4 separate regions of the Homo sapiens genome follow, and all the other regions are linked to region 1. The links are chromatin loops, found by intact Hi-C in ENCODE. Cell type or tissue: Calu3. All regions are shown on one strand.

The links. Hi-C counts contacts between places; a loop is a spot of excess contacts. Peaks named below come from ENCODE experiments on the same cell type or tissue, not always from the same donor. Only the 100,000 strongest peaks of a DNase experiment are listed, where the experiment ranks them.
Region 2: it touches region 1 in a loop (2.6-fold over the local background); 9 of 110 quality-filtered maps call a loop at or near these places.
Region 3: it touches region 1 in a loop (3-fold over the local background); 8 of 110 quality-filtered maps call a loop at or near these places.
Region 4: it touches region 1 in a loop (5-fold over the local background); 2 of 110 quality-filtered maps call a loop at or near these places.

Annotation. Positions count from the first base shown.
Region 1 is chr13:38,760,604-38,768,603 of GRCh38, forward strand. It overlaps FREM2 (FRAS1 related extracellular matrix 2), which reads left to right. Exons shown (of 24, transcript NM_207361.6): 3 at 3,701-3,847. Among named protein-coding and RNA genes, the nearest start is that of FREM2-AS1, 63 kb to the right of the region's middle. In Calu3, no CTCF peak of the experiment used is centred here; a DNase peak (open chromatin) is centred at 3,368.
Region 2 is chr13:38,869,066-38,877,065 of GRCh38, forward strand. FREM2 (FRAS1 related extracellular matrix 2) reads left to right here. Exons shown (of 24, transcript NM_207361.6): 17 at 3,677-3,869; 18 at 5,417-5,521; 19 at 6,957-7,084; 20 at 7,183-7,317. Among named protein-coding and RNA genes, the nearest start is that of FREM2-AS1, 45 kb to the left of the region's middle. RefSeq lists a silencer at 3,752-3,841. In Calu3, no CTCF peak of the experiment used is centred here; a DNase peak (open chromatin) is centred at 3,806.
Region 3 is chr13:38,911,402-38,919,401 of GRCh38, forward strand. It overlaps the pseudogene ANKRD26P2. Among named protein-coding and RNA genes, the nearest start is that of STOML3, 75 kb to the right of the region's middle. In Calu3, a CTCF peak has its summit at 4,221 (motif pointing left); no DNase peak of the experiment used is centred here.
Region 4 is chr13:38,589,012-38,597,011 of GRCh38, forward strand. All of the region lies in intron 2 of LINC00437 (long intergenic non-protein coding RNA 437), which reads right to left. Among named protein-coding and RNA genes, the nearest start is that of LINC00366, 25 kb to the left of the region's middle. In Calu3, no CTCF peak of the experiment used is centred here; no DNase peak of the experiment used is centred here.

The DNA.
Region 1 (8,000 bases):
GTGTCATTAAACCAATTACTGTTTTTTAATAAAAAGATTCAGTAATGAAAGAGATATGTTATGTTTACATAGAAAATTTATGTTGCTCAATAAATGAAGGACCACTAAACTTTCAGCCAAGACATTAGAGTTTCTAATTGATGCAATAGATGTTTTTCTAACAATAAGTTAAATGAGCTCCCAGAACTCCTGGATCATGTGTTGCAGTGGGAGAACACAGAAAATGACAAAAAAAAAATAGTAAATATATATAGGATATAAGATTTTGGAAAGTACCGTAGAGAAAAACTAACCAGAATAAAGGGGTAGAGAGGGCTGGAGTTTGCACTGGGCTTGCTGTTTTATAAAAACTGAAAAGAGAAGCCCTCAGTGACTCAATATTCTTAAAATGTGCCATATTTAGAAGAGAATGATATTTTCTGGAATATCTCAGGAAAGGGTTAGAATCAAATCTTAAAATTAGCTAAGAATTGTTAAAATTTAGAGGAATAGGGATTCCCAGGAAGAGGAGAAAAACTAAGGATGTCCTGGGCAGAAGATACAGCACATACAAAAACAGCCACCTTTGTTCAGAAAAGAGTGAGAGGTTGGATGTGAGAGGATGGATATTTCTCTTTAAGGGGAAGTGATAGGATGTGAAGTCATAGGTGTTAGAATGGACAAGAAAAAGCTTGGTAGAGCATGACAAGAAGTTTGGAATGAAACCTAGGCTTGCTGGGACCACAGTTTAAAGTGGACAGGAGTGTGGCATAAAGGTGTTTTCATCTGATAATTTGTTTTGAAATCAGAGCTGTTTTATGTACTAATTTAATCAATTGCATGTTATTCTATCTTTTCTATTACTTTCTAGATGATGTTCCAATTAATGGAACGTAAACACAATAATTTTTTAAAATATTTTTTAAAAACAATGAGAACAAGTATTGGCAATAATGAAAGAATGGATACTGTCAATTATTGATGTAAATTAGTACAATTTAGTACAATTAGTAAATTAATACAATTAAATATGAGAGGATACCCACTAAAGTGCACAACTATACAGAGTAATCAATAAGAGAACAGCTGCAGAACCACAAAGACATGAAAGGGCTGGAGCAGCTGCAGCTGCTTCACACAGGAGGGGGATAGAGCAGCAATAAGGAATGGAAAGTGTCAGCCAAGGAAGAATAGGGGTCCTCATTTTAGGCAAGAGGACAAGGGTGATGGAAAGAGTGAGGGTGGCAAATCCCAGGAGCTGCAAGAATCTTGGCTTGACCTCCAAATGGGCAGATTAGAGTGCAAGGGGAACAATCAGGGTAGGTCAGGATGAACCTGGAAATCTGCAAAGAAAAGTCCACTTGATATGGGCAAAAGCTGTAGGCAAGAGGGGCAAAGGAGAAAGGAGCACAGGTGGGTGTAAGGCAGACGAATAGTAGTCCAGCAGTGGGCATGCAGGGTGGGCTTGGGCATGCGTGGCGTGGCAGGGCAGAGTGAGCTTGCATTTGTTGAATGATACTATTGACCTCAGAGCACTGTGTGTGTGTATGGGTTACCTGAGTCGATCTTTGAAGAAATCACAGGCGCTAATTAGCGTCACCCTCACCTGACTCTCCAGAAAAGGAAACAGAGATCCAGAGAAGTAACTTGGTCAGAGTCAGACAGCAGCTAGAAGTGATGTGGGTGGGCCTTGGACTCCAGTTCTGAGGAGCCTCCTAGCCCATGGCCTCTCCTCTCCAGAACAGCACTCAGGGTGCAGCAGACATTGGGCATAGTAAGTTTAGTAAGTTTCATCAGCGCAAAATGTGGAATGAGTTTCCTTGTTAAACGGACAAACTGACACAAAATTCCTGCTCTCCAATCTTTTTTTTTTTGAGACAGAGTTTCACTCTTGTTGCCCAGGCTGGAGTGCAATGGTGCGATCTTGGCTCACCACAACCTCTGCTTCCTGGGTACAAGCGATTCTCCTGCCTCAGCCTCCCGAGTAGCTGGGATTACAGGCATGCGCCACCATGCCTGGCTAGTTTTGCATTTTTAGTAGAGACGGGGTTTCTCTATGTTGGTTAGGCTGGGCTTGAACTCCCGACCTCAGGTGATCCACCTCAGCCTCCCAAAGTGCTGAGACTACAGGCATGAGCCACCACGCCCGGCCCCAATCTATTTATATTTTATAGTTGATAAATTAACTAAAAATAGGAAAGTCCATAATCCCATCATTTAAAACACCAAGCAGCTTCTCCTGTATCATGTCTCATTTTACGAAGCTACATTCACAGTATCAGTACCATTTGTTGTTGTGTTTTTAAGTGTTTTCGGTGTTCCAACAACAATTTCATATTTATTGTTTGGGAGTTGAATAACATTTTATTGATTTGATACACTATAAGATAGTTTTTAAGGTTTGGGGTTATTATAGAAAATATTGCAATGAATAGTTCCTTACAAATATATTTCTGCTTCTCTTAAAGCAAAAATCCCACAGAAGGAGCGACAAGATTGAAGGATATAACCATCTTTTTGCCCCTTGCACACATTGGCACATAGCTGTCCAAAAGGCTTGTGCTAATTTGAAAGCCAAACAACAGTAAACAAGAAAACAATTTCCCTACATAATCTCAGTTGTACAAGGTATTCTCTTTAATCTTTAGTACCTGTTAAGTTGATAGCTCAAAGTTGCTGCAGTTTTTATTTTTTAAAAGTTCGAGCAAAGATGAATGTATTTTCATGTCTTCGCTCACTCAGCGTTTTCCCTTGTGTAGATTTTTTTTTTGTCGTCTATTAAAGTTTTGAGATTTTCCTCTTTCATTTCTTTTTCTATGTGAACTGCAAAGAGAAGAAACTAGAATGAAAACTGTGCCTCTAGCTGTGTTTGTTACTTGGGCTTTTTTTTTTTTTACACCCTCTTTCAGAAAGACTTAAAAGGCATTACTGATGCCTTTGTTTGTAAACCTCACCTTACTCTGAAATAATTGGTGTAGATCAAAGGAAGTAGAGGGATGCGTGCAGAGTGATCAGCTGATAACCATTTTTCCTTTCATTTACCCAACATAGTCGCTTTCACATTAGAGAGATCACACACAAGGTTTATTTTCTGCTGATAGGCAGCCCACTCCATTTTGGTGGGAAGATGGAAGGGGAAAACCTTATCTTCAGAGTGGAATGGAAATCAATGAAAAGAACTGTCTGTTTGCTCTAAGGAATGGAGTGGAATATAGTGGGGAAGGGAGGCGGAGAAGGGATATTTGTTTTTCCTTAAGTGGTTATAATTAAAACCTTCCACCCAATTGCTCTGTGAACCGGAAAAAGTATTTGTGAAGTTGTGTGTGTGTTTTTTAGAACATCACAAAGGAGCCTTGCAGCCCTCTGATTAGAAAACTTGCTCTCCAGTGGCACCTTGTGGGAAGTGAGTTATCCTGCAAGTTGGATATTTAGTTTTAGGATTAAACTAAATAGCCTCTGGTAGTTGTGCACTTCCTACCCATTACCTACTTCCCCTCCTAAAACAGCAAGGAATTTGTGAAGAATTATGTCAGCGATTGAATGTATGTGTAACAGTCTCTAGACTGTAAGCTGTATCTCCATGTACATATTCCAGAGTTGTGTATCAAACTAAGTAGCTGTATTGATTGTTAATGTTGTTTCATTAAAGTAATCTGTGGAATTTTGAAGATCACTCATTCAAGAAAGCACTAATTTATGGCTTTAAATTTTTATTTTCAAGGTGGAAACAAGTTAACGTACCAGAATTTTCGTCTGAATTGGGCATGGATCTCCTTTGAAAAGGAATATTACCTGGTCAATGAGGACTCCAAATTTCTAGATGTTGTTCTTAAACGTAGAGGTTACTTGGGAGAAACTTCTTTTATAAGTAAGTTTAATTTTTTATTTCTGTTTTAAAATTTTATTTTTCTAGCAAAGGTTTATAATTCTACAGTGATTAAAGTATCAGTTTAGTTCACTTAGAGCTTAAAGTTAAAATTTAAAAGTTCTCTAACTGCTAAAGAAACAAGCAACAGGTTTGTGTCAAGGTACTTATCTCTTCAAGCCTTCTGTGTACATATGATCTTTTTCTGGTATAAAAATTGGCAGGAACACTAATAAGTTACGAAACAAAAATAAATGTCACTAGATCTTAGAATGAGCTTAGGCAAATCTGTAATTTACCCGTAAGATAAAAGTTTTCTGAAACATGAGTATCGTGACCTTTCTTTGTAACAACAGTAAATTGTTAAATACTAATGATTTTCTTCTGCTTTACTTCGTTTAAATAAAACTAAGAGTCAGAAGCAAACGAATGAAACCTTTTTTCAACTCCAATTCAAGTTCATATTTGTTTTGTTTTGTTTGAGACGGAGGCTCGCTCTGTTGCCCAGGTTGGAGTGCAGTGGCGTGATCTCAGCTCACTGCAAGCTCCGCCTCCCAGGTTCACGCCATTCTCCTGCCTCAGCCTCTCAAGTAGCTGGGACTACAGGTGCCCACCACCATACCCAGCTAATTTTTTGTATTTTTAGTAGAGACGGGGTTTCACCGTGTTAGCCAGGATAGTCTCGATCTCCTGACCTCGTAATCTGCCCACCTCGGCCTCCCAAAGTGCTGGGATTACAGGCGTGAGCCACCGCGCCCGGCCTCAAGTTCATATTTGATTTTCATAGAAGCATAAAATAAAGTTGGCAGTATATTGGTACTTTTAAGCAGCAATATGGTTGGCACAAAATATTTAATATGTTGATAAAAATGGCAGCACCTGAAGCAACTATATTGTTTTTGGTACCATATATTTTATAGACATCTAGACCAATGGAATTTGCATGGGATAAAAAGAGATTTCATTGAGTGAGATTATCAACTAAGGTGGCAATCTGGGAAAATGTTGGCAAAGTAAAAAGTTAGTAAACCTATGCTTGTCTCCAAATGATTATTTTGAAATTTTACTGGGTCCATGAACTTCCAGATCCTCAAAGAGTAGACCTCTATGCACAGAAATACACACCCCTGCCACCCCCAACATCCCTCCCTGACACCCCCACACATCCCGCTGTAATTTTGCTGCAGCCAGAACCCCACCACTCTTTTTGATTTCCCCTGACATGTTTTGATTCTGAATATTAATTACCCCTTACTTTTAAAATTCTTTTTTTTTCCTTTTAACTTTAGAAGACCAGGTTTTCACACGACACTTTCCCTGTCTTTGAGGTTGCTCTGGTTGCAGGGGGGCTGGTCTCCCCGCGGCCTCACCCCCAGCCTCTGCTTCCATCTTCATTTTGCATGAGCCTCCACCTGGCTGTGCTTCTCATGCTTTGTATTTAGCCTAGGATATTCTGAGCACTCTCACTGCGCTCTCTTTTAGGGACATATTCTCTGTGCACATGTGCACATCCTGTCTTATCATCAGGGAGTGATTCGTCTTAACTCTGCTTTGTACTTGAACATATAGCAAATAAATCATGGGGAAAATGATAACTAAAAAACAGAGCACCTTACCGATTATTAAAAATAGGTTTATCTATTTTTTACCTGAGTTCCCACTCCTGGTGAGTTTATTTAATTTTTCACTCACAACAGGCCCCTGGATAACATTGGGAAAGTTAACAGTAGAAAAAGATTGTAAAATTATTTTTTTGCCTTTTTTTTTCTCCACTGCCTCTTTTTTCTTAAGCTGGATGCCAAAATGTCAAACAAGAGCTCTTTTTGTTGTTATTTTTTTCAATGCACTATTATTTTCTACGAATGTGGGGTTAACGGCAGTTCTACAAAGGCTCATAGGCTTTACTTGGTTCACTTCACATGGTTACTTAGTAACCTGGGGTGATAGAAAATTGGGAAGCCTTCTGTGTGTGGCCCACATCCTTCAGTCATTGAAGATGGTAACGGAATTCATGCTAGGACCTGGAATGGAAACCAGATTAAAATGAAGGGTAGCCTCATACAAGTTTTACAATGAATACGTTGCTTATAACTGTGCCCATACAACCTCTGCTTTTATTTATGGACTTTTAGAATGAGATAGATTGCATTATAGCAAAAGACAGAGTATCGCTTGAGTACAGCTAAGAAACCATGAATTACTGAAATTTGTAGATGTATATTCTCAAAGATTATTATTCATTTTATAACCACTAAAACTAATAAACTAGATATGTATTTATATTCCACATTAGTATATGCATTTCAAAGCTCTTATTGCTACCAGTTATTGAATATTTATTAAAGGCAAGGTACTTCATACGTACATTAAGCACTTTATCTATCTCTTTTATACCTTACATCCATCCTTTATTCCCTGACTCAACAAATATTTTATTGAGTACTCATTACATACCAGGGGCTGTGTTAGGTAGTGAACTATGAAGAAACAATGATAGCTAATGTTTATTGAGTTATTTGCTGGGCCTACTTCCCAATACCCTACCTAGGTCAACTCCATGAGAAGAGTACCATGAGGTGAGGAAATAGAGAGGCTGTGACATGTTTAAAGTTAGCCAGCTAGTAAGGGGCAGAGCTGAGATTGGGCAAAAGGCCCATGCTCTTAATCACTGCACCATAGTGCTTCATAAATCCTCCACTGAGATAAGTTAATAACTTGCCTACGATCCCACAACTGTTATATGGCCTGGATGGGATATAAAATCTATTCTCTCCTTCCACAAACACCCTGTTTAACCACTTTGTTATTTTTCTATGTCAGAGGAAAAGATCCAATTGCAGTTTCATTTAATAACAAAAGTGAAAAATTATAGGTGTTTTTAGCAGCAACAATTGGGATATGGTATTGCAACTCATTTAATATCAGATGGTATTGCAACTCATTTAATATTAGATGGCTTGACTATCGTGCAGGAAGGAGGACTAGTTGGAACTAGCAGACATTCATTGTATCACACTTACTCAATTTTTATTTTTAACTCCCTTTTGAAACTCCAAAAAAAACAAATAATGCATTGCTGATGAAAGAAAACAAAACAGAAAAGTGAGCAGTAGCTATCAGAGGCAAACTAACAGATTTTGCTGGTGATGCCACTGGGGATAGATGGGTCAGTGAGCAGCATGTGTTCTGGAACCTCAGAGAGAATGATTCCTTTCATCAGCATCTTGGCAGTGAATTGTAGTGGATCCAAGAGGTGCTGACAACCAACTCTGTGTGCACAAGGAACCAGAGAGCTGTCAGGAAGTCTACAGCATTCAACAAGATATGCAGCCCTGCAATTCCTGGTTCTGTGCCCTTTTTTCTCTTGCCATTAAATGAATCATGTTTTACCTGCTACTGTAAAAGAAAAATATGATGCAATATTTATGTTAGTTATTGTTCTGAGATCTGTAAGACAGAAATATTTTTAATAAAATCTTTTTCATCTTCACTTTAAGATTAAAATAACAGTCATTGATATATTCCTATATATAAATACATATTCAAATGACTCTTATATAAGCACTACGAAGGCAAGAGTTTTTGTCTGTTTTGTTCTCTGATACAGCCCCAGCACATGGAATAGAGCCTGGCATGGAATAAGTACTCAATGAATATTTGTGGTTGAATGGATCTTATTTAGTTCAGTTTCATTTCTAGTTTGAAGAACAAAAGGAATTTTTCAAAAGTATAATTTTTAACTAAATGCAAAATCTTCCAAATAACTTATTTTCAAGATTTAAAAAATCTATCACAAGACTTTATTTTTCCCTCTTTTATTTATTTATTTATGCATTTATGTATTTTTAATTTTTGAGGCAGGCTCTCACTCACCCAGGCTGGAGCACAGTGGCATAATCACAACTCACTACAGTCTTGACCTCCTAGGGCTCAGGTGATCCACCTCAGCCTCCCCAGTAGCAAGGACTACAGGCATGCGCCACCACACCCAGCTAATTTTTGTCTTTTTTGTAGAGATGGGGTTTCACCATGTTTCCCAGGATGGTCTGGAACTCCTGGGCTCAAGTGATCCACCCACCTCGCCCTTCCAAACTGCTGGGATGATAAACCTGAGCCACCATGCCCAGCCTTATTTTTCCAACTCTTTTACATCTGT
Region 2 (8,000 bases), 110 kb after region 1:
GCATCTCAGCTCAAGGTAATCACTGTGCAAACACATTTTATCAACTGGCAATTGCTTTTGCTAGGAACAACATGATAGAGAATTGATTTTTTAAATGTGTTCTTAGTAGCTAAAGCTACCACCATAAAATATTGCCAAGTCCCTGCATTTTTCTTTGTAAATGAAAATCAACACACTCTGTAAGGGTTTTCTGCCTTCTCCAACCTCCCAATTTCGATTATTTACCTTATTAGTTAACAGGATAGTTATCTGTTAACAGCAATGAAGTGTGATTAACTTTTATGCAGCTAGACTACATCTAGCTTCAGCTATTATTAAAACTATATCTGATTTTGCCATCTCATTTATTTGTACATTCATTCATTAAAGAAATATTCCATGAACACCTACTCTGTGCCAGGGAACATACCAAGTACTCATGAGGACACCAGACATGAAGCTTACGGAGGAACAAAGTCGTTACAAGAGTCAGATCATCACTCATAAAAGTTAAGAATTTTACTTGCCAAGAAAAACAAATTTGGAATTTCTCTAATGATATTTAACTCTAAAATCATTTTAATAGTTTCTAAAATATAAACACAGATAAATAGCAGGAAAAGCAAAATAGAGATGAATTAAATAAATGATTCCACTCTACCTTTGTGTGTGACACCTATTTTGTAAATAAAATTTAAAGTTGTTTGGGTTCACAATAAAAAACACTTTAGATGCAAAATGGTTATTAAAGTTAAATTAAGTTCTTAGAACTATCAGATAGTTTGGTAGTTTTTCTCTTGAAAACAATTTTTTAAAATAATTGAAGACTGCAGATCATTTGATCTTTTATTGTCCTGGCTAGCTGTTTTGCGACATAGAATCTTAACTCTCCCATTTGTTTACAGGTAAACAGCGACTGATAACATCGTTCAGTGTGCATGAATAAGCTACAGAAATGCAACCCCAATCACAGTTTTCACTTAAAACATGAAATTATAATGTACTTATCAGAAGACATAGAATAATTTTGGAAAAGTAAACAAATTTTTTTCTTAGTTGCTTTAGGGAATAATTATGCCTCTTTTTTACTATGTATTTGATTTAGATATATGAAACTTTGAGGCTGGAATATACTTGAGGTCATTTTTCCATCCCATTGTTTTATACTTTGTACACTGATACTCTTTTATATGTAAGCCACTCTCAATTATTTTGCAGGATATATACTTACCCCAGTGTGTAGCAGAATAAATTTGACAGTGTGTTACTTTTTCCATGGTATTTGCATTTTACACTTTCCTTTTAAATATGGAATTTAAAGTATTGCTTGCCTTTGATGAAGAAACTTCAAACAGCAATAGGGACATATGAAATCACTCATTGTGTCTCGGTTTCTTTAAGATTTGACAGATATTTATTTCAGTATAAACAAATACCTCGAAAAGTCCTGTGATACAGGCTGAAAGAAAATTAAGTGCTTTTTAAGTTGACATCTAAATGTTAGAATGATTGCATTGCACTCTTCACTTTTGAAGAAGGTAGGTGATCTAGATGGTCAAGATAGTTTCATTTAGGCTCCAGTTCCTCCAGGTAGAGATTCTAAGTAGACAGAAAGAAGACCTAGCCATGGGTACTAAGAAAATGCAATGGAATGCTGATTCTGTGTCCAAAAATGATCAAGCTCTAGTTTACCACAACATCAAATAAAATCAAATCAGAATTAGTTGGGGAGCTGTACTCCAAGTAACTTATTCATAGGAAGTGAGTATTAGTAATTCCCTCCAAAATAGCATACTCAGTAACATTTGATGGATAGAATATAACATTGGAAAAAATTATTCTTAGCACCTATAAAGCTTAATTGGAAATCTATTCCTAAAACCTAATTATTTTTTAAAATCATGGTTTATTAAAATTGTAAGGTAAAATATTAATCTTAAGGACTAGTGGCATATGGGTTGACTTAGTCACCGTCCATTTCCCTGCACTTCAAAATCAATTGCTCAATGAGGTAATAACAGCCGCCCATAGAAACTACTGTCTCAAAGGACTTTTAATGCAAAGCACCTCTCCTGCTGGCCAGGCTAGCAGGTAAGAGGGAATGCTAACTACTATACTATACAGCTAAGAATGAAATAACTGGTTTGGTTGATGGTTCTTTTCTATATATTTTTATTAGGGATTCAGGTCATCATTTTTGTGACATGAGCAGTTTACTTTTAACTTCATAAGAATGTTCTAAATTATAGTTCTCATGATTTAAATTATTTGCTAACTCATGCCTGTGATTCTTGTTGTGAGCTGTGTGGAAGGAGAACTAGACCATAATCAGACAGCCTGACTCAAACTTCTATGGAGTGTGATCTGACCTAAGTCCTTTCCTCTTGTGTAGAAGAGGCTAGTTGTATTTGTCCTACTATTGTGCAGAGCTATTTTGAGAATGAAATATGATAGCCTTTGTTAGATGACCTTAGGACTGCCTTCATCTTTGTTTGGAATACGATGAAGTAAGACAGAATAGAAAAAAAACATGGGCCAAAAGCTGAGTTCTGATCTTGTCCGAGCCATTCAGGAGGTTTAGAGAATACTGTGGGACATTTACCTTTTTCCTTTGAGTCTTAATTTTATCTTTGTCTCTTTCTATCCGTCATCCATTGACCATCCAACTATCCATCCATACATGCAAAATAATTATGGTGGAGAGTGAAAATATTAAATAGTGTTTATTCAGAAACTAGTACAGTTTCTGAAATATGGTAAGTACTCAATATATAAATATTAGTTTATCCTCCACTATTCCCAACCCATCTGCTAAACACCAGAAGGAGGAAAGTATAAAATTCAAGGCAAGACACTTCATTTCAACTAATTATTCTTGAGATATTATAAATGTTATATGTTATTAGTAAATATATTTGCTTCCAGATCTATGTTTCATATTCCCTTAATAAAAAAGTAGCTCATAGCAGCATTTTTTATAATAGCCAAAAACTGGAAACAACCCAAATGGCCATGAAGTGATAAATAGATAAATGAAATGTAATATGTGCATACAATGGGCTGCAATTCATTAACAGGGGAATTAAGTATTGAAACGTGCTCAAACATGGATGCACCTTGAAAACATTATGCTAAATGAAAGAAATCTATCACAAAAAAACACATTTTGTATGATTCCATTTATATGAAATGTCCAGGATAGACAAATACATAAAGACCTAGTGGTTTCCAGGGACTGACGGGGAGGAGGGATTGGGGGTGACTGCTAATAAGTACAGGCTTCCTTTTGGAGGTGATGAAAATCTTCTAAAATTGATTGTGTTGGTTGCACAGCTCCTTAAATATACTAAGAACCATTGAACTGTTTACTTTAAATAGGTGAATTACATGGTATGTAAACTATCTTCATAAAACTGCTCTAAAGAGGATTTTGTAAGTATAGTATGCTCAAAATAATGCACTGTCTTAAGGATTTCTGGTACATATCCTTTGTTGCCAATGAAGGTAATTAGTAACAACTATTTAATCGATCCAAAATTAAGTGAGGGGAAAATAGTGTTATAAAATGCTGTCATTTCCTCTTCTCAATGATTACTCAAAATCTTCAGTTAAGCGAAAAGAGAAAATGGCTTGTACAAAATTAGGCCCACTTAGTTAACACTGAGTCATGTTGATTGATGTAATTTTGTTGTTTTAGGTCCTAAACCTAGTGCAGTCCTATGTGACCCTTCGAGTCCCTCTGTATGTTTCCTACGTGTTCCATTCCCCCGTGGGGGTAGGAGGCTGGCAGCATTTTGACTTGAAGTCAGAGCTTCGTCTAACTTTTGTGTACGACACCGCCATCTTGTGGAATGATGGAATTGGCAGCCCCCCAGAGGCTGAACTTCAAGGTGAGTTCAGAAGACTTGGAAAATTCTATAGTTTTGTAACCTATTTAAACTATTTAAGACGATTTTTTTTTGCCATTGCTAAAAGTAGTACTAGCAAATTTCAGTATATTTTCATTTTCTATCTATAATAAGATAATTTCACCTTTTTCATCAAAAAACTCTTTAAACCATATTAGGGCTTTAAATTTTGTGCAATATGTGATTATTAAATATGACTTTATATATTTCATGGATATTTTATCCTTGCGATCTATTTTAGGTGATTAATTATTTATGTGTTACATAACACAACATATATATTTTTCTGAATTCTAGAAAATGGATAGAGGAAGCTCCAACGAAAGCAAGAAATGACCAAGGGAAAAAGTTACACATTTTTATTTCTGAAAAAAAGAGGTGCATTTAAATTAAATACAAATTATGGCCTGAATTCTAGTCATGACTCTACAACTAACTAGCTGTGAGATCTCAAGCATATTGCTTAACCTTTCTGGGACTTAACTTTTTCTGAATGATAGACACAACTTCTAATATCTCTTTCTGATGTAAAATTCTATTACTCTGGGGTACTTTAGTTGAATGTCTGCGAACTCGGATTGTGAATGCCACTAGTTCGAGTTCGCGAGCATTTGCAAAACTTGGTTTCAATCTCCATGTTAGACTCATAGTTCAAAGTCCACAAGCATCAATCTAATCCATTAGTAGGACGAGTGCTTTTTCTTTTTCAGACATGTATTACTGTTCCGATTCCACAAACATCCATAGTGTCATGCCAGTACTGCATTTTACTAGCCAGCAGGAAAACAGAGTTAATAGTGCACCTCAAATGTAAATCTACTCTCTTAAGTGGATTAAAACCTATTTATGCTCTGTTCATTTTGTTGTTGTCTTTTTTTCTCCATGTTTCATTTTGAATAGTTTCTATTTTAGAGCTATGTGACAGGTAATATGATAACCCTGAGTTATGATTCCAAATTATTTCAAATGTTTTAAGTCCGTGTCTTGTTTTAGAAGATGTATATTTAAGTTAATCTTAATGAGGATTTTTCTGTGGTTCCCAACCTCCACATAGGATCTCTTGTTTCCATCTGATTTCTGGAGCCAAATTTTATCAAACTGCTAAATTTCTTGGGAAAGCTTCAGAGGTTTCTTTAAGTCTATAAAATTAGGAATAATTCTGGATAACTCAAACCTATTTCTATTTACATGTCCGAATCTCCATCATTTTGACAATTTTGTCATGCCTCTCAATTTACAGCTTCATTTTTATAAACTCAGATTTTAAAAAAACTTGGTCTATTGTAAGTAATCTGTGTATTTCATAGTGACTTCACTCATGTTACTTAATAATTCATTTTGGCTCCCTTTTCTGCTTAGAAAAGAAAATGAAGATACTTCTGCCTCTGTTATTCAGAATTCTTCTGATAATACCCTTTGCCCAGAATGTTTAAAGACAAGTCAAACCTGAATTAATTTTTGGAAGGAATCTGTACATAAGGGGTCTCTGGCTACATATATTTTCATTCTTGGTACTCTCCCCATTATAGGTTCTCTCTATCCAACCAGCATGCGCATCGGTGATGAGGGGCGCTTGGCCGTGCACTTCAAGACAGAGGCTCAGTTCCATGGCTTATTTGTGCTGTCACATCCCGGTAAGCCCCGTTATCTTTTAACAACCACTCCTCACACAAAAAGGAGGTAGATTTTCCATCTTCACACATTTCAGCGTGCTTCTCTGTTACCACTGAAGCCCTTAATCTCAAATGAATTGTACATGTGGGATTATCTCCATGAGAGCTTGATAATTGTTCAGCTTCACCTCATAATCCACAAAATTATCATTATGCAGACTTTCAGAGAAAATGCAAAATAATTAGAGTAAAATTAAAAGGAAACCCTATTGAGTTCATTTTAAGTAAAGTTTTCCTTAAAGAGCATAGGAATAATCATTTCTTTCTCTGCTTTGCTTCCATTGTACAAATCGAATTGCAGATGATTCATTCAGCAAGCACTTCTCTTTTCACAGCTTTTTGCTAGGTACTGTGAGAAACCCTTTTAATAGGGTCAGAGGAGGTACTTCACTTTCATATTTAAGTTTTGGACATGTTAATTATGTTTAATAAGTATTGGCTATGCAATTTTACTAACTGTGATTCGCTGTGCTTTGAATATCAACAAGGCAGCAGTCGATAAAATCCCACGTCTAACTTCATTTGTTTTTTGTTTTTTTTTAACAAGGACATTTCACTAGAAAGAGCTTATTTTTTATTTGACTCTCCATATTACCAGTTTAGTAACATGGAGAGTCAAATAAAAAATAAGCCATTTTTCTGCCAGCTTATATTAGATTGGGAAAGGGAAAATAGTTCACTCAACATCTTTATAGCTTTTCTTTTTCTGGACTTGAACTCTAACAAAAGAGAATAGGGCTGAATAATTAGGAAGAGAAAGAGGCTTCATTGTATTTTTATGGAACTGAGCTACAAGAAAGAAAGAACCCAAAAAAATCATTTTGCTTTATTGTATTTGACAGTTCTGGAAAATGAGGATTTTCTGGTCTATACAGTTTTCTTCTACATGCCTACCTTTCTAATAAACTGAATCTTTGTGTAGCCATGATTGCAGGCAATCTAACTAAAATCAGACTCCATTCATAAATTGGGTTTGCCCAGCTGTGTGGATACTAATAGACTATTTTAAGTTCAGCTCGTAACTTCAGTGCACAATAAATGCATTCACATCACCCTTTATTGTGCTGCTGTGACTCCCCAGAAAGTAGCTCTGAACAATTTGAGCATTTCTGTACAATTATCTTTTGACAAAACTATAGAGCAGAAACAGTACTGAAGTAGGAATCAGAAAGTCACATCCTAGCTGTGTGATCTTTGGAAAGTCACACAGTCACTCACAGCCCAGTTTCTTCATCTGCCAGAGGAGGATAATTATACTAACCATGACTGCTTTGCAGCCTTCTTATAAAAACAGAAGCAAATAATGTATGATCATTTATTTTGAAAACTCTAAACTGTTATGCACTCTTTTAATTGAACCACTATATCATTATTATAATTACTGGCACTTTCCTAGCATCCTTTACAAGCTCAGTGATCATGTCAGCTGATCATCCAGGCCTGACATTTTCCCTCCGCCTCATAAGGAGTGAACCAACCTATAACCAGCCAGTACAGCAGTGGAGCTTTGTCTCTGACTTTGCCGTAAGTGACTAAGACTCTTAATTAATTTTCTTCTGCTGCTGCCATCTGATTACACCTCAGATTTTTAAATGTAATATATCAATATCTTCTCCTCAAAGGTACGTGACTACTCAGGGACCTATACTGTGAAGCTGGTGCCATGCACTGCCCCATCACATCAGGAATACCGCCTGCCAGTCACCTGCAACCCCAGAGAACCTGTCACCTTTGACCTTGACATCCGATTCCAACAGGTGTGGCTTATAGAATTACTATCTTATGACTTGCAGAATCCCACTTTGTTTTTCATTTATTAGTAAAAAAAAAAAAAATCCACACGTGAATGACTTTAATTCTTGCATGCTGAAAAGAAAAGAAATCAGACAGTTAAGGAAGCTAGGGATAAAAGAATGAGGAGAGATTTGCCCTTTATCTGTTGTTAGTACAGGATGTAAAATTCAGAGTTTAAATGTATGCAATGGTTATTTTTTTCTTATCTGATCTTATCTTGTGTCCTCCTGAAGTTTGCTGTCTTGGAGATTTGAGAATTTTCCCCGCACTTCTGCATTTCTTTTCTTGTTCTTCTCTAAAGAGAATGAAATCCTGTAGCTCAAACCACCTCAAAGTACCTAATTGCCATTATGTATTATAAAAAATGTGATGGCATCTTTTTTTCAAGAATTTTTACTGTTGGCCTTCTACTGACAATGATATTTACAAGTCCTTTATATACCCCAATAAACCAGTGGAAATGAGCTCAAGCAATGCTGTTTAGTCCCATTCAAAAAATGACTTGATCCCACCAGTTTTGCCTTCTCAAGGACAAAAGCAATGTTACAACTCTCTGAGTTAGCTTGGTAGGGTGTGAAAATTGCGATGCAGTGTTTAGTGTTCTACAGTGTACGGTGAATGTATGTATCTGTGAACAGTATGTTTG
Region 3 (8,000 bases), 150 kb after region 1:
TAAGTTTAGATAAAAGAGAATATATATGTGTAATGCTCTTGACATTAGTCTAATAAAAAGTGCAATTAATATTAGTCTATGGAATATACATCTTTCAGAAGGGCAACGTTTTCTTTTACTAGTTACAAAGGTTACACAATTCAAGTCATATTTTGCAACAAACGCATTATTTTCTAATTCTTAGCAAAACTCTGACCTTTATAAGAGTTCAATCAGTTTTTTCACTTTGGTAGAATTCTCCTTAAAATACACTTTCCATTTTCCTCTTTTGGAAAATTAAAATTTTAAATACATTCCATGTTATTAACTTTTCGGGACAGAATTTTAAATATGTACCTGAAGAAAGTGGTACTGTCACATAATATGTGAAAATTCTACTGGCAAAATATTAAGTAGAAATATTATTCTATCTGCATTGCAACTAATTTTTTTACATATGAATAAAAAATCTTCCTTTCCATATGGGAAACAAAGATTTTTAAAATTTACTTGAAAAAAGAATATAGATTAAAACCAGTTTACAAACTTGGTTTCTTTGTTTCATGACCTTCTAGAATTAGAAACAAAGAAAACAATATACAGCCTTTTAATTGTAACTTTTATGCTTTTCAAAAAGTAGTAGCATTTTTTGAAACATCTAATTAACTGTAGTTCTCTACTTAATTATGAAATTGTGTGGGGATACTTCAAACTATATTGCAAGTGTTCCCATCTAGAATGTTTTTATTTAAATCTTTTGTGCAAAAGGTGTTCTCTCACTAAATGCCCAGAAAAGGTTCTAAAATTCTTTACTAAACATAATATTTTTGGTGACAATGACAATATGATATACAATGCCTTTACAAGTTTTTTGACCAATAGCTTTTGCAATATTTTAAGAGATAGTTTTCCATAATCTTTCTGTGATCATAACATTATAGACAGGCCTTATAAAACTAGTGACATGACAATAGAATTATGAGAAAAATTTTATAAAAGTGATAACTCAATATCAGATAAAGGGAGAAGGCTTTATTGAAAGAAATTTACTTTATCATTAATGAACACTATGTAAAATGTACATTTTTACGTGACTTGAATTAAAAAACTCTTAAAGTAACATTGTTATCTTTCCCCCAAAAGTTCTTCTTATACTTCCTATCTGTAATAGATTGTATTAATTTCTTTATACCCCATTCACAAATACATTCATAGTACATAAATTTTACTAGATAAAAATGAAGTACCTTTCTCATCAGCTTGCTTGTTTTTATGCTAAAGAAATAACTCTCTAGATAAAGAATATTTTTTGTATAACAAATTTAAGTAGAGGACTTTTTTTCTCTTTTGGTAGAAGTAGTTGCCCAACCTTGGGATGGCCTCCTCCTACATACATTTTTTTTAGCCTTTCACTGACCCTTGAACACTTTACCAGTTGCTGAGGGCAACTGCCTTTGGGTAAGAAACACCAGATCAGATATAAAAGCTCAGAGGGTAAAGAAACAGACTCAGAACACGGGAGATGCTCTGAGAGGGGCACCCGAAAACACTGGAAAATGATCTTGAGTGTTAATGACTCCAGTGTTGTCCTGGCTGTTGGGAGGCTGCGGTGGTTTTACCCATATTCACAAGGGGGAAATGAAAACTATTAAATAACTTTTTTTTTTTTTTCTGAGACAGAGTTTTGTTCTTGTTGCCCAGGCTAGAGGGCAATGGTGCAATCTCGGCTCACTGCAACCTCTGCCTCCTGGGTTCAAGCAATTCTCCTGCCTCAGCCTCCCGAGTAGCTAGGATTACAGGTGCTCGCCACTGCGACCAGCTAATTTTTGTATTTTTAGCAGGGACGGGGTTTGTCCACGTTGGCCAAGCTGGTCTCAAACTCCTGACCTCAGTTGATCCATCCTCCTCGGCCTCCTAAAGTGCTGGGATTACAGGCGTGAGCCACCACACCCGGCCTAAATGACTTTTTAAAATTCCCTTTTATTTTATTCTTGCTTTCCCATTAAATCACACATTTTCCTCACATTTCTATGAATAGAAATTCAGAACTTTTATCCCTGGAATTTTTACTGAGTGACTTAATACAGTACCTGGCACAGATTATGGAAAGGAAAAGGAGAGAAAAATGTCTTGGTGACATTAATCATTGTCCTGTTTGGTTAGAAAAGGGTGCCATTAATGGCTTTTGAAGTGTGTAGAATAATAGCCTAGCAGAAAATAAATATTGCCAGAGGAAATAGAAAAGCTTAATAAACTGCTAATTTTTATGTTATGCATAATACTAAATCAAAAGTTCCGTTAGTTCTGTATGGAGTGAAATACTTAAATATTTTAAATAAAAACGCTCCTGCTTTCTCCATGGCCTGTTTATTCAGCTTGAGATTATGTTTCAGTTGGTGGAGGTAGCTTGAAGTCCAACATTAATAAGGAAAGCACAACCGCAACTTTGTTTATACTTTTTTATTTAAAAAAAAAGTAAATAGGCCAGGCGCAGTGGCTCATGCCTCTAATCCCAGCACACTGGGAGGCCAAGGCAGGTGAATCACCTGAGGTCAGGAGTTCGAGACCAGCTTGACCAACATGGAGAAACCCCACCTCTACTGAAAATACAAAATTAGCCAGGTGTGGTGGTGGCATATGCCTGTAATCCCAGCTATTCGGGAGGCTGGGGCAGGAGAATCACTTGAACCCAGGAGGTGGATGTTGCAGTGAGCTGAGATCGCACCATTGCACTCCAGCCTGGGCAACAAGAGTGAAACTCTATCTCAAAAAAAATTAAATTAAACTAAATTAAATAGAACAAAGCCAGGAAATCATGTTGCCAGAGGGCTCAGGAGGGTCTCCAGATACCTGTGAGACCGCAGCCCCACCTGGCGTCCAGATTCTTGACACCATCACTACGAAGAATTCAGGGACAAAGGCTCAAGAAGCTTTTATTGCAAAGTGAAAGTACACACAGGAGAAGAGGACAGATGTGTCCGTGACAATGAGTCATGCACAACAGAATTTGGGGTTTCTGATTTTACGGGTGTTCAATTGAAAGGTGGAATCATCATTAGATATTCTGAAAAAGGAGGGGATATCAGGGACCTCTGCTAACCACCCCCTTTCTCCCTTGTTTGGGTTTCCTCAGAAGAGTCATGGACATGCCACCTTGACCGGGATTTTGGCCATTTTCTCTCTCTTAGTTTTATTGCCCTAAATTCTAGCCATACCAATGGCTTTCAGTGCTCCAAATACATCCCTCCATGCCTGGGTACTTTAGCCATGCTTTCCCCAGTCAGTGATGGTGGGCTAGGCACCTTCCAAGGCAAATGCTCACATACTCTCAGGACCTACCTCTAACACTTCCAGGGCCATGACTCAGAGGTTCCTCCAGAAGCCATGTAGATTACTCCCCAATTCCCCTTACTCCATGCATCTCGTACATCTCTATTCAATGCCATACCATACTGAATTAGAATTGCCTGTTTTAAGAGTGTTTCACAGGCACTCTTGTAGATGCATTTCAAAACTCTGAAAAGTGACTGATACGGAGCTGGTCTTGACTCAATAAATCCCTCAATCTTTTCTCCCGGTCCCATCACCTTGCCTACGTTTTTCTCTTGCCTGAGCCTTAACAGGTAGCACTCACTGTCTTCTGGGATGGCTCTGCTTATAAGATTCTTGAGGATGCCATTCAGAAATACTTGTATTTAAAGAGTATGTGAGATGATGAATTTGCTTAACTGTAATAATCATTTCACTATGTATAAATATGTCAATATATCATGTTGTGCTTCTTAAATTTATACAATTAATAAACTAAAACTTTTTTTAAAAGCCAAAACTAATTGTGTTTAGGAAACCAATTTAGAGATTTTAAAAATTAGCCCTCAAAGACATTTTCAAGCATGTTCTTTCACCACCCTTGTACAATTCACTCATTACCTGGGAAAAATTAAGCATTTGGCACTGAGGAATAATTCAGAGCAACAATTCTAGGGGAAAACGAGAGAGCTGAGTTGGTGATCAAAAAGAACTCAAGCCAACTTTAAAGGCAATTAGCTCCTAGCATTGCAACCACGGCATCAGAGGTGGGGCCTGCCCTCTGTCTTGCACTCATCCCCTTCAGGCTGAGCAAGGTGTTATTTTTAACTAGTTTGTGAATTATAATTCCCTTCACCCTTATGTTAATCATTACCTATTTCACAGGGATGCCCTTATGTAATGAAAAAACCATACAGGATAGTTTGTCTCATGGCGCCCTCTAGTGATAATACAAAGATCACAAACAAAGAAAGTTAATTCACCCAGTGCCAGAATGTGCCAAGAGTAATAGTACTTTTCTTTTCTTTTCTTTTTTTTTTTTGTTTTTGTTTTTGTTTTTTTGGAGACGGAGTCTGGCTTTGTCGGCCAGGCTGGAGTGCAGTGGCGCGATCTCGGCTCATTGCAACCTCCGCCTCCCGGGTTCAAGCGATTCTCCTGCCTCAGCCTCCAGAGTAACTGGGACTGCAGGAGCACGCCGCCATGGCTAATTTTTTTGTATTTTTAGTAGAGACGGGGTTTCGCCGTGTTGCCCAGACTGGTCTCGAACTCCTGAGCTCAGGCAATCCGCCCGCCTCGGCCTCCCAAAGTAGTAGGATTACAGGCGTGAGCCACCGGACCCGGCCGTACTTGACTTTTGAAAAATAAAACTTTCTTTACTCACAGATTACATTATTGAACAACTAGAAAATCCTATCAACAACAAGAACAATACAAACTTCTGGAACTAATAAGTGAGTTTGGCAAGGTCTCAAAATACAAGGTTAATATGCAAAAGTCCATTTCTTTCATATATATCAGTAAAGAGCAATTAGAATTTGAAATTTTAAAAAATACAATTTACAACAGCATCAAAAATAATGAAATACAATTATACATCTAACAAAGTATGTACAGGATATATATGTGAAAAAACTACAAAACACGTATGAAAGGCAACAAAGAATATTTAAATAAATGGAGAGAGAGTACATGTTTATATATTGGAAGAAAACATTTTTTAATAATTTCAACTTGTATTTTAGATTCAGGGGGTACATGTGCAGGTTTGTTACATGGCTATATTGCTTGATGCTGAGGTTTGGAATGTGATTGATTCCATCACCCAGGTACTGAGCAAAGCACTCAAGAGTTAGTTTTCCACACACTGACTCCCTCTTTCCCTCTCCCATTTAATAGTCCCATCATTTATTGTTGCCACATTTACAGCCATGAGTACCCAATGTTTAGCTCCACTTATAAGTAAGAACATGCAGTATTTAGTTTTCTGTTAATTTTATGTTAATTCGCTTAAGATAATGGCATCCAGCTGCATCCATGTTGCTGCAAAGAATATGATCTCATTCTTGTTCATGGCCATAGTGTATATGTACCACATTTTCTTTATTCAGTCGACCGTGGATGGGCACCTAGGTTTATTCCATGTCTTTGCTATTGTGAAAAGTGCTGTGATGAACATACGAGTGCATAGGTCTTTCTGGAAGAATGATTTATTTTCTTTTGTATATATACCCAGCATTGGAATTGCCGGGTTGAACGGTGGTTCTAAGTTTTTTGAGAAATCTCCAAACGGCTTTCCATGGTATCTGAACTAATTTATATTCCCACCAGCAGTGTATAAGCATTCCCTTTTCTCTGCAGCCTTGCCAGCATCTGTCATTTTTTATTTTTGTTTTGTTGTTGTTGTTGTTGTTGTTGAGACGGAAGCTCGCTCTGCTCTGTCGCCCAGGAAGGAGTGCAGCGGCGTGATCTTGGCTCACTGCAACCTCCGCCTCCTAGGTTCCAGTGATTCTCCTGCCTCAGCCTCCCGAGTAGCTGGGAGTACAGGTGTGTGCCACCACGCCCAGCTAACTTTTTGTATTTTTAGTACAGACGGGGTTTCACCGTGTTAGCCAGCATGGTCTCGATCTCCTGATCTCGTGATCTGCCCGCCTGGGCCTCCCAAAGTGCTGGGATAACAGGTGTGAGTCACCACGCCCGGCCCTTTTTTTTTATTTTTAGTGATAGCCATTCTGGCTGGTGTGAGATGGTATCTCATCGTGGTTTTGATTTGCATTTCTCTGATGATTAGTGAGGTTGAGTATTTTTTTTTTTTCGTATGTTTGTTGGCCACTTCTATGTCTTTCTTGAGAAGTGTCTGTGCCCACTTTTTAATGGGGTCATTTTGTCTTTTGCTTGTTGAATTGTTTAGGCTCCTTATAGATTCTGGATATTAGACCTTTTTCAGATGCATAGTTTGCAAATATTTTCTCTCATTCTGTAGGTCATCTGTTTACATTGTTGATAGTTTCTTTGCTGTGCAGAAGCTCCAGTTTAATTGGGTTCCACTTGTCAATTTTTGTTTCTGTTGCAAGTGCTTTTGAGAACTCCAAATTCTTTCCCAAGGCCAATATACAGAATGGTATTTCCTAGGTTTTCTCCTAAGACTCTTATAGTTTGAAGTGTTACATTTAAATCCTTAATCCATCCTGAGTTAATTTTGTTTTTTTTTTTGAGATGGAGTTTCGCTCTTTCGCCCATGCTAGAGTGCAGTGTGGCATGATCTCAGCTCACTGCAACCTCCGCCTTCTGGTTTCAAGAAATTCTCCTGTCTCAGCCTCCTGAGTAGCTGGGATTACAGGTGCTTGCCACCACACCTGGTTAATTTTTGTATTTTTTTTAGTAGAGATGGGGTTTCACCATGTTGGCCAAGCTGGTCTCAAACTCCTGACCTCGTGATCCGCCCGCCTCGGCCTCTCAAAGTGCTGGGATTACAGATGTGAGCCACCGCGCCTGGCCTTGAGTTAACTTTTGTATATGGTAAAAGGTAGGGAGGGTCCAGTTTCAATCTTCTGCATACGGCTAGCCGGTTATCCCAGCACCATTTATTGAATAGGAAGTCCTTTCCCCATTGTTTATTTTTGTCTAATTTTTTGTAGATCAGATGGGTATAGGTGTGCAGATTTCTTTCTGGAGTCTCTGTTTTGTTCCATTGGTCTATGTGTCTATTTTTGTGCCAGTTCCATGTTGTTTTGGTTACTGTAGCCTGACAGTATATAGCATAAAGTTTAGTATAAAGTCAGGTCGTGTGATGCCTTAAGCTTTGTTCTTTTTGCTTAGAACTTCTTGGGCTATTTGGGCTCTTTCTTGGTTCCATATGAGGATTAGAATAGTTTTTTCTAATTCTGTGAAAAATGGCATTGGTAGTTTGATAGGAATAGTATTGCATCTGTAAATTGCTTTGGGCAGTGTGGCCATTTTAACAATAGTGATTCTTCCAATCCATGAGCATGGAATGCTTTTCCATTTATTTGTGTCATCTCTGATTTCTTTCAGCAGTGTTTTGTAGTTCTCTTAGTAGAGATTCTTCACTTCCTTACTTAGATGTATTCCTAAGTACTTTTTTATGGCTATTGTAAGTGAGATTGCATTCTTGATTTGGCTCTGAGTTTGAATGTTACTGGTATATATCAATGCTACTAATTTTTGTGCATTGATTTTGTATCCTGAAACTCTGCTGAAATTGAAATTATTTGCCAGTTCTGGGAGCCTTTTGGCAGAGTCTTTAGGGTTCTCTAGGTATAGAATCATATCATCAGTAAAGAGAGAGAGTTTGACTTCCTCTTTTCCTATTTGGATGCATTTTATTTCTTTCTCTTGCCTGATTGCTCCAACTTGGACTTATAGTACTATGTAGAATAGGAGTGGTGAGAGAGGACATCCTTGTATTACTCTAAAAGGAATGCTTCCAGCTTTTGCCCATTCAGCATGATGTTGGCAAATAAATTTGTCATAGATTGCTCTTATTAGTTTGAGGTTTGTTCCTTTGATGTCTAGATTGTTGAGGATTTTTATCATGAAGGGATGCTTGATTTTATCAAAAGCTTTGTCCACATCTATGGATATAATCATGTGGTTTATGGTTTTAATTCTGTTTATATGGTGAATCACATTTATTGATTTGCATTTGTTGAGCCAACCTTGCATCTCAGGAATAAAGTCTACTTAATCACAGT
Region 4 (8,000 bases), 170 kb before region 1:
TTAATCATCTGTCTTTAATGCTACCTATGTAGCTCAGCTATATTTCTTCTTGAATTTTGTTTTGTGTTTCGGCATGTCTTTGTTCCCTCACCAGACTATAAACTAGGGGATAAGGGGCTCCTGCCTATTCATTTTTGTATTTATGTTTGTTTACTTGTCTATTTTTTCTTTGAAGTATGTGAACTACTTACTTCATCAACATTATTAAAGTTGAATTTTCTCCTGCATGCATTTTAATACACAGCCACGTGTGGCATAATGACGTTTTGGTCAAAGAAGAACCATGGGCCGGGCACGGTGGCTCACGCCTGTAATCCCAACATTTTGGGAAGCTGAGGCAGGCAGATCACGAGGTCAGGAGATTGAGAACATCCTGGCCAAAATGGTGAAACCCCGTATCTACTAAAAATACAAAAATTGGCTGGGCATGGTGGTGCACACCTGTTGTCCCAGCTACTAGGGAGCCTGAGGCAGCAGAATCACTTGAACCCAGGATGCGGAGGTTGCAGTGAGTCGAGATTGCACCACTGCACTCCAGCCTGGTGACAGAGTGAGAGTCGGACTCAAAAATAAATAAATGAATAAATAAATAAATAAATGGGACCGCATGTATGATAGTGGTCCTGTAAGACAAAAAATCCTATCCCTTAGTGATGTAGTAGCTGTCCTAATGCAGTGGCATAATACATTACTCATGTGTTTTTGGTGTTGCTGGTGTAAACAAACCTATTGCACTGTCAATGGTATAAAAGTATAGCACATACAATTATGCACAATACATAATACTTGATAATGCTGATAAGTGACTACGTTAATGGTTTATGTATTTACTATATTATGCTTTTTAATCATTATTTTAGCATGTATTCCTTCTAATTATAAAAAAGCATCAAACTGCCTCAGGCAGTTCTTTCAGGAGGCATCCAGAAGAAGGCATTGTTATCACAGGAGATGAGAGCTCCACGGGTGTCATTGCCCCTGCAGACCTTCCAGTGGAACAAGATGTAGAGGCGGAAGACAGTGATATTGATGATCCTGACCCTGTGTAGGCCTAGGCTTATGTGTGCATTTGTGTTTTAGTGTTTAGTAAGAAAAGTTTAAAAAGTAAAAAATAATAAAAGCTTAAAAATAGAAGAAAGCTTATAGGACAAGAATATAAAGAAAGAATTTTTATACAACTATATGTGTTTGTGTTTTAAGCTAAGCATTATTACAGAAAAGTTTAAACATTTTTTAAAAATTCAAAAGCTTATAAGGTTAAAAATTTACAGTAAGCTAAGGCTAATGTATTTTTGGAGAAAGAAAAATATTTTTGTATTGAATAAATTTTGGGTAGCCTAAGTGAACAGTGTTTATAGAGTCTATAGTAGTGTACAGTAATGGCCTAGGTCTTCACACTCATTCACTACTTACTCGCTGACTCACCCAGAGCAACTCCCACTCTCCTGTAAGCTCCATTCGTGGTAAGTGCCCTACACAGGTGTGCCATTTTTAACCTTTTATATTTTAACTGTACCTTTTCTATGTTTAGATATAAAAATTATTATATTGTGTTACAATTGCCTACAGTGTTCAGTAAAGTAACAAGCTGCACAGGTTTGTAGCTTAGAAGCAATAGGCTATTCCATATAGCCTAGGTGTGTAGTAGGCTATACCACCTAGGTTTGTGTAAGTGCACCCCAAGATATTCTCACAATGACAAAATCCCCTAGTGATGCATTTCTGAGAATGTATTCTCATCATTAATAAACTGGAAAAATACAAATGATGTCACATACCTAATTACTGTTTCTCTGACATTTTAAAAATATATAATTGGATTTTTTGCTAAGTATAAAATAAGTATAGCAGAGTATAAAAGTATGTGTTTCACTGACACGTTAAGAATGGAATTTGAAGTAGGGTTTTTCTGGAACACTCTGTGCAGAGACCAGCTCTCAACAACCAGCACTTATTCCCAACTTCAAAGTAAGCCCTCTTCCCCTTAGGCTGGAAGGTAGCAACATGAAGCAACCTCAGCTTTCCAGCTATTATTCGTAGTCTTCAAACATGGTCATTTTAGGCAAGCCCTATATGGAGTACAAGCTCTTCAAAGGAACCAGAAGCATATCTAGGCTTAAAATATCACTCACCAGAAAGATAAAGATGCTTTGGCAAGGTTGTGTCATTTGATCGTTAGTTCTTTCATAAGTGCCATTAAGTACCTCTTTGGCCAAGCATCAGATTTAACAAACAATGTGTAATTCAAATCTCCAACGAGATTGGGCAGGAATGTGTGCTGACTAATCAAGGTATCGGCAAAATGAGAAAGCAAAGCACTTTGGCCCGGCACTGGGCTCCACCTGCCTATCACTAGCACAGTGATAGTGTGGGGCTGGTTCAGGCCAGGGCTATTGTATATACAGCATCCAAAAATAGGAAGGAATGAGCCTCAGTTTGCTATACCTGATGTGATCATTATGGTCTTTCTTCACAGAAATTTGGCTAAATTTAACACAAATTAGAATAACAATTAAAAATTAATATATAACTAGATGCCAGTGAAAAGCTAATAGCCTTCTGATGACCTTAAATAAAACATTCCTAGAGGGAAAGAAACCACTACTGAGCATCTCCAATATGTCAGACTCAACACTAGGCCCTTTAGGTAAAGGCATCTGCTTTAATTTTTGCAATAATCCTAGTCATTTGTATTGTTATACCTACTTCACAGATGAGGAAAGTGAGGCTCAGAGAAGTTATATAACTTTTTTTCAATATCTCATGGTGAGAGAGTATCAAAGCCAACATTTGCACTCAACAAAATCTAATTTCCATTCCATCACAGCAAACACACCTCTACTTTACTCAAGGCATCAATATTTCTTTGTCTTAAGCCCCCCCTTTTATATTTTTATTTCTGTCTTCTATATATACTTCTTTCTATGGCTTTTGCCCTTAGGTTTTCTAAAACCTTAAGAAAAATAATCATTCTTCATTACATGTTTCCCAAGATTTTGTCCATAACTTTTAAAAAATTCAACCAGGTTCAGATAAAATTCTAGATTCCTATTCTCTGATAAACGGTTTCTTATACAAGAAACTCAGTTTCCAAACTAACCAATCAACCATGTTTCAGATAAAATTCTGGATTCCTATTCTCTGATAAACAAACACTTTCTTATACAAGAAACTCAGTTTCCAAACTAACCAATCAACCATGTTTCAATGGACTCAGAAAAATAAAAGGCACTGAACTTTGTGATGGCTGCTTCATTGGAAAGAGCAATTAAAAGAAGCTCTCACGATTAGCAATGGATGCAAATGTGTCTTGGTTATATTTTGCTTACATTCATGCATAAAAAGTTAAAACTTCATCCTGTACCCAGACAAAACCAGTTAACCCTGGTTTTGTGTGGAAAGCAAATACTTCACTCAACTTTCAGAGGATGTTTTTTCCTAATTTTATTTTTCAGACAAATGAGCGATAGCAACTAGAGAACAAATTGGTGGCAAGGTTTTAAATTTCTGGAAATGTTTTCCAATTATATGTTAGTTATATGAGATCATTTATTTTCAGATATGTGCCAAGATTTGAAATTTCAGACTTTGGGATTTTAGATTAAAGATAAGCCACAAATATTTGTAATTGGACTAAGTGTTTCTATTAGCCAGTCAGTCTCACTACCACCTCCTCACACCCCTCTACACACAGCACTTCATTCAAGACTTCTATACCTGCTGTATTGTCTTTCTACCCAATCCCTGTTATCATCTGGCCAATGGCATCATCAGTGGCAACCCATATGGTCCCAGAAAGCCAGCCTCTTGATCTCCAAGAGTCATCACCTCCATCCCCCATTCCATTACAGGTATCACTGATCACAGCCCTAACTAAACCAGCTGACTTATCTTCCAGAATGGCTCTTCTTCATAATTCTCAAATCCAGACTAATGACAACCTGCTACAATCATGACTATCTCACTCAATTATTCACACTACACCAATTCTTCCACCACTTCGACACCTCTGATTTTGCTATCTCCAAACCTAAGAGTGTTTACCTATCTTTACTTTCTTTTATTTTTTTAATTTTACTTTAAGCTCTGGGATACATGTGCAGAATGTTCAGGTTTGTTAGTTAGGTATACATGTGCCATGGTGGTTTACTGCATCTATCAACCGGTCATCTAGGTTTTAAGCCATGCATGCATTAGGTATTTGTCCTAATGCTCTCCCTCCCCTTGTCCCCCACCCCCCAACAGGCCCTGGTGTGTGATGTTCCCCTCCCCGTGTTCATGTGTTCTCACTGTTCAACTGTCACTTATGAGTGAGAACACGTGGTGTTTGGTTTTCTGTTCCTGTGTTAGTTTGCTGAGAATGATGGTTTCCAGCTTCATTCATGTCCCTGCAAAGGACATGAACTCATTCTTTTTTATGGCTGCATAGTACTCCATGGTTCCATGGTGTATATGTGCCACATTTTCTTTATCCACTCTATCAGTGATGGGCATTTGGGTTGGTTCCAAGTCTTTGTTATTATAAATAGTGCTGCAATAAACTTTCATGTACATGTGTCTTTATAGTAGAATGATTGATAATCTATTGGGTATATACCCAGTAATGGGATTGCCAGGTCAAATGGTATTTCTGGTTCTACACCCTTGAGGAATCACCACACCATCTTCCACAATGGTTGAACTAATTTATCAACAGTGTAAAGGTGTTCCTATTTCTCCACAGCCTCGCTAGCATGTGTTGTTTCCTGATTTTTTAATGATTGCCATTCTAACTGGCGTGAGATTGTATCTCATTGTGGTTTTTATTTGCATTTCTCTAATGACCAGTGATGATGAGCTTTTTTTCGTATGTTTCTTGGCCACATAAATGTCTTCTTTTGAGAAGTGTCTGTTCATATCCTTCGCCCACTCTTTTATGGGGTTGTTTGTTTTTTTTTTTCTTGTAAATTTGTTTAAGCTCCCTTTAGGATGGGAGAAAATTTTTGCAGCCTACCTATCTGAAAAGGTCTAATATCCTATCTTTACTTTCTTCAATTCAACCTGGATTCCAGAGCAATTACTTTTTTCACTGGCTTGCCACTTTCTCCAACTATCTTGCCCTACTCCCATTCACAGATGCTTGCGAGACCCCCACTGCCAATCTCGAGGCTTCCAGGAACAGCCTGGAAAATAATCACACAATGTCCTCTCAGGAGAGTTTTTCTCCTTACCCATGGGGGTAGGGTACTTATCTGAACCAGGCCTTTAGTTACCACCCTTTCCTTTCCCAGGAAGTTCTCCTTTTCTCTAGAGATGTTCCCTCAACCTTGCTTAACTTTCTAGAACTTACTAGCTAACCATCTTCTCCTCTCCCACACTTTATTTATTTATTTGAGAAATATTTATTGAACACCTACTATTTGCCAGATCCTAATCTAAGCACATGGCCTCAAATCCTAATTGCAAAGAAAAGGAAACTCATTACAGAGACAATTCTTCACATTTTTTGCCATGTAAGATACTACAAACTACCCATCTTTTCTTTCTTTCTTCTAGAGAAAACGATTCCCACCCGCTCCCTACTGAAGATGCTTCTATCTTTCCACTGGTGCTTGGATTTGCAGTTTCTTCCAGCCTGCTCTCCTTTACCCTCAACCTCTTGCTTTCCACTGGTTCCATTTAACAAGCATGAAAACATTCTCAATTTCTCTCAGTATAAACAAAAAAACCTCTCTGGCTGTACTTTCCATTCCAGTGACTATCTCTTCTTTTTGATCCACTTTCTCACTTCCCATTTACTTCTTAGCCTTGTATGCTTCCTTTCCCACCACTCTATTATGTCATTATACACCAAGATTTCCAGGGCTCTCTTGTTGCTTTAGCCAATAGACTAAATAAATAAATAAATAGATGCTCTTTAGTTTACTTTGCCTTTCTGAAATGTGTGACGCTCTTGACCATTCTCTCTCCCTTGATGTCACAGACACCTTGTACTTTTGGTTTTCTTTTTATCCTCTTAGATATCTTCTTGGTGGTTTCCTTATCCTCTCTTCCCTTTGTCTTCGGGTTTAAGTCCACATCCACTAACCTGCCAAACCAGCCCTTCAATTTTACCTTTTCTTTTCCCCAGGGGCTCCTGATCTCTTCATTATAACACATAAAGTTTCACTTTTCCTTCTTCCCAGCATCTTCCCTTTCTACTATTGTCTGGCAAGGTCTATTCAGTCACAGACATTGCCTTCTCTAAGCTTCCTCCCCATCCAGTCACTAATCACACTGCACTGAAATTGCCTGTGTCCCCACTGGATGGTGAACTTCTTAAAAGCAAGGGTTATGAGGCATGTACCATTTCGTCTTCAACATAGGATCTGGCAAACAGATGTTCAATTATTTTAAATTTATTTAATTTATGAATTCTGGACATTTGTGTCTTTTCCCTGTACCTAACTCTGACTTTCCTTGATACTATATTCTCCCATAACATTTCTCAAAGATGTAGGCTACATATTTGATGCTCAGCCATTAAACAATTTCTCTCTTAAGTTTAGTGTTAGAGGTACACATTATTAACTTCAAAATATTTCAGTTGGCCATGATATTATGAGTCAATAACATGAAGCCAACCTACACTAGAGTTTATTATTGTTATAATAAATTCTAGTTGAGCTAAAATATTCTCTTAGGTTTAAAGAATTAAGTCACACATATAACAACATGCCACAAAGTCTACCATTAAAATAGTAAGGTACTACACATGAACAAACAGATAGACCAATGGAGAAAAACCAAAAATTCTCAAAATATATGTGGACACTGTATTGATTTCCTATTGCTGCTCTAACAAGTTACCACAAACCTAGTGGCTTATACCAACACAAATGTATTATCATACAGATCTGTAACAAGAAGTCCAACACACATCTCACTGGACCAAATGAAGGTCTAGCCATGGCTGCATCTCTTCTTGGAGGCTCTATGGAAGGACACATTTCCTTGTCCTTTCCAGCCTCTGGAGGCTGCTGTATTCCTTGGCTCATGGATCTCTTTCTCCATCTTTAAGCCAGCAACACAGCATCTCCTTGACCCTTATTCCATCATCACATCTTTCTCTGACTATAGCCAGAAATGGCTCTCCTCTTTTAAGAATTTCTGTGATATGACTGGGCACACCCAAGTAATTTAGGACAGTCTTTTATTAGATATATAATCACAAATCACTGGGAAAAAATGATTTATTAATAAATGATGTTGGATCAACTAAAGAGCCATTTGGAAAAAGCTAAATTATATTTATATCTCACACTATTCACAAGAATAAACTCCCTGCCTTAGAGCTGTAAGTGTAAAAACGTGAACTCATATACATATACCTAAAAATGAGAAAACATAAAAAATAAATACATTTGACTTTATGATAAAATGTGAAAATGTAAATGACAAATTATGACTATATTTTTCAGGGTTTTTTTTTTGCAGTTTTAACTAGGAAGAAAAAGGGACTAATATCCCTGAGATTAAATGAGAAAAATAACTATAGTCATGTGTCCCTTAATGACAGGGATATATTCTGAGAAATGCATCATTAGGTGATTTCGTCATTGTGTGAACATCATAGGGTGTACTTGCACAAACCTATGGTATGGTCTACTTCACGGCTAGGCTGTATGGTATAGCCTATTGCTCCTGGGCTACAAACCTGTAGGGCATGTTACTATGCTGAATACTGTAGGCAATTGTAACAGGATGGTAAGTATTTGTGTGTCTAAACAGATCTTAACATAGAAAAGGTAATGTGTTTCACTATAACTTTACATCACTAAGCACTAGGAATTTTTCAGTTCCATTATAATATTATGAAATCGCTGTCATTTATATAGTCCATCATTTACCAAAACATTGCTATGTGTCACACAACTAAATAAAAAATAGAAAAGAATATTACAATTTTTACTAAATGGGCAAAAAAAAATGAATAGACAGTTCATGGAAAAATAAAAGCAAAAATCCCTGTACATATGGGA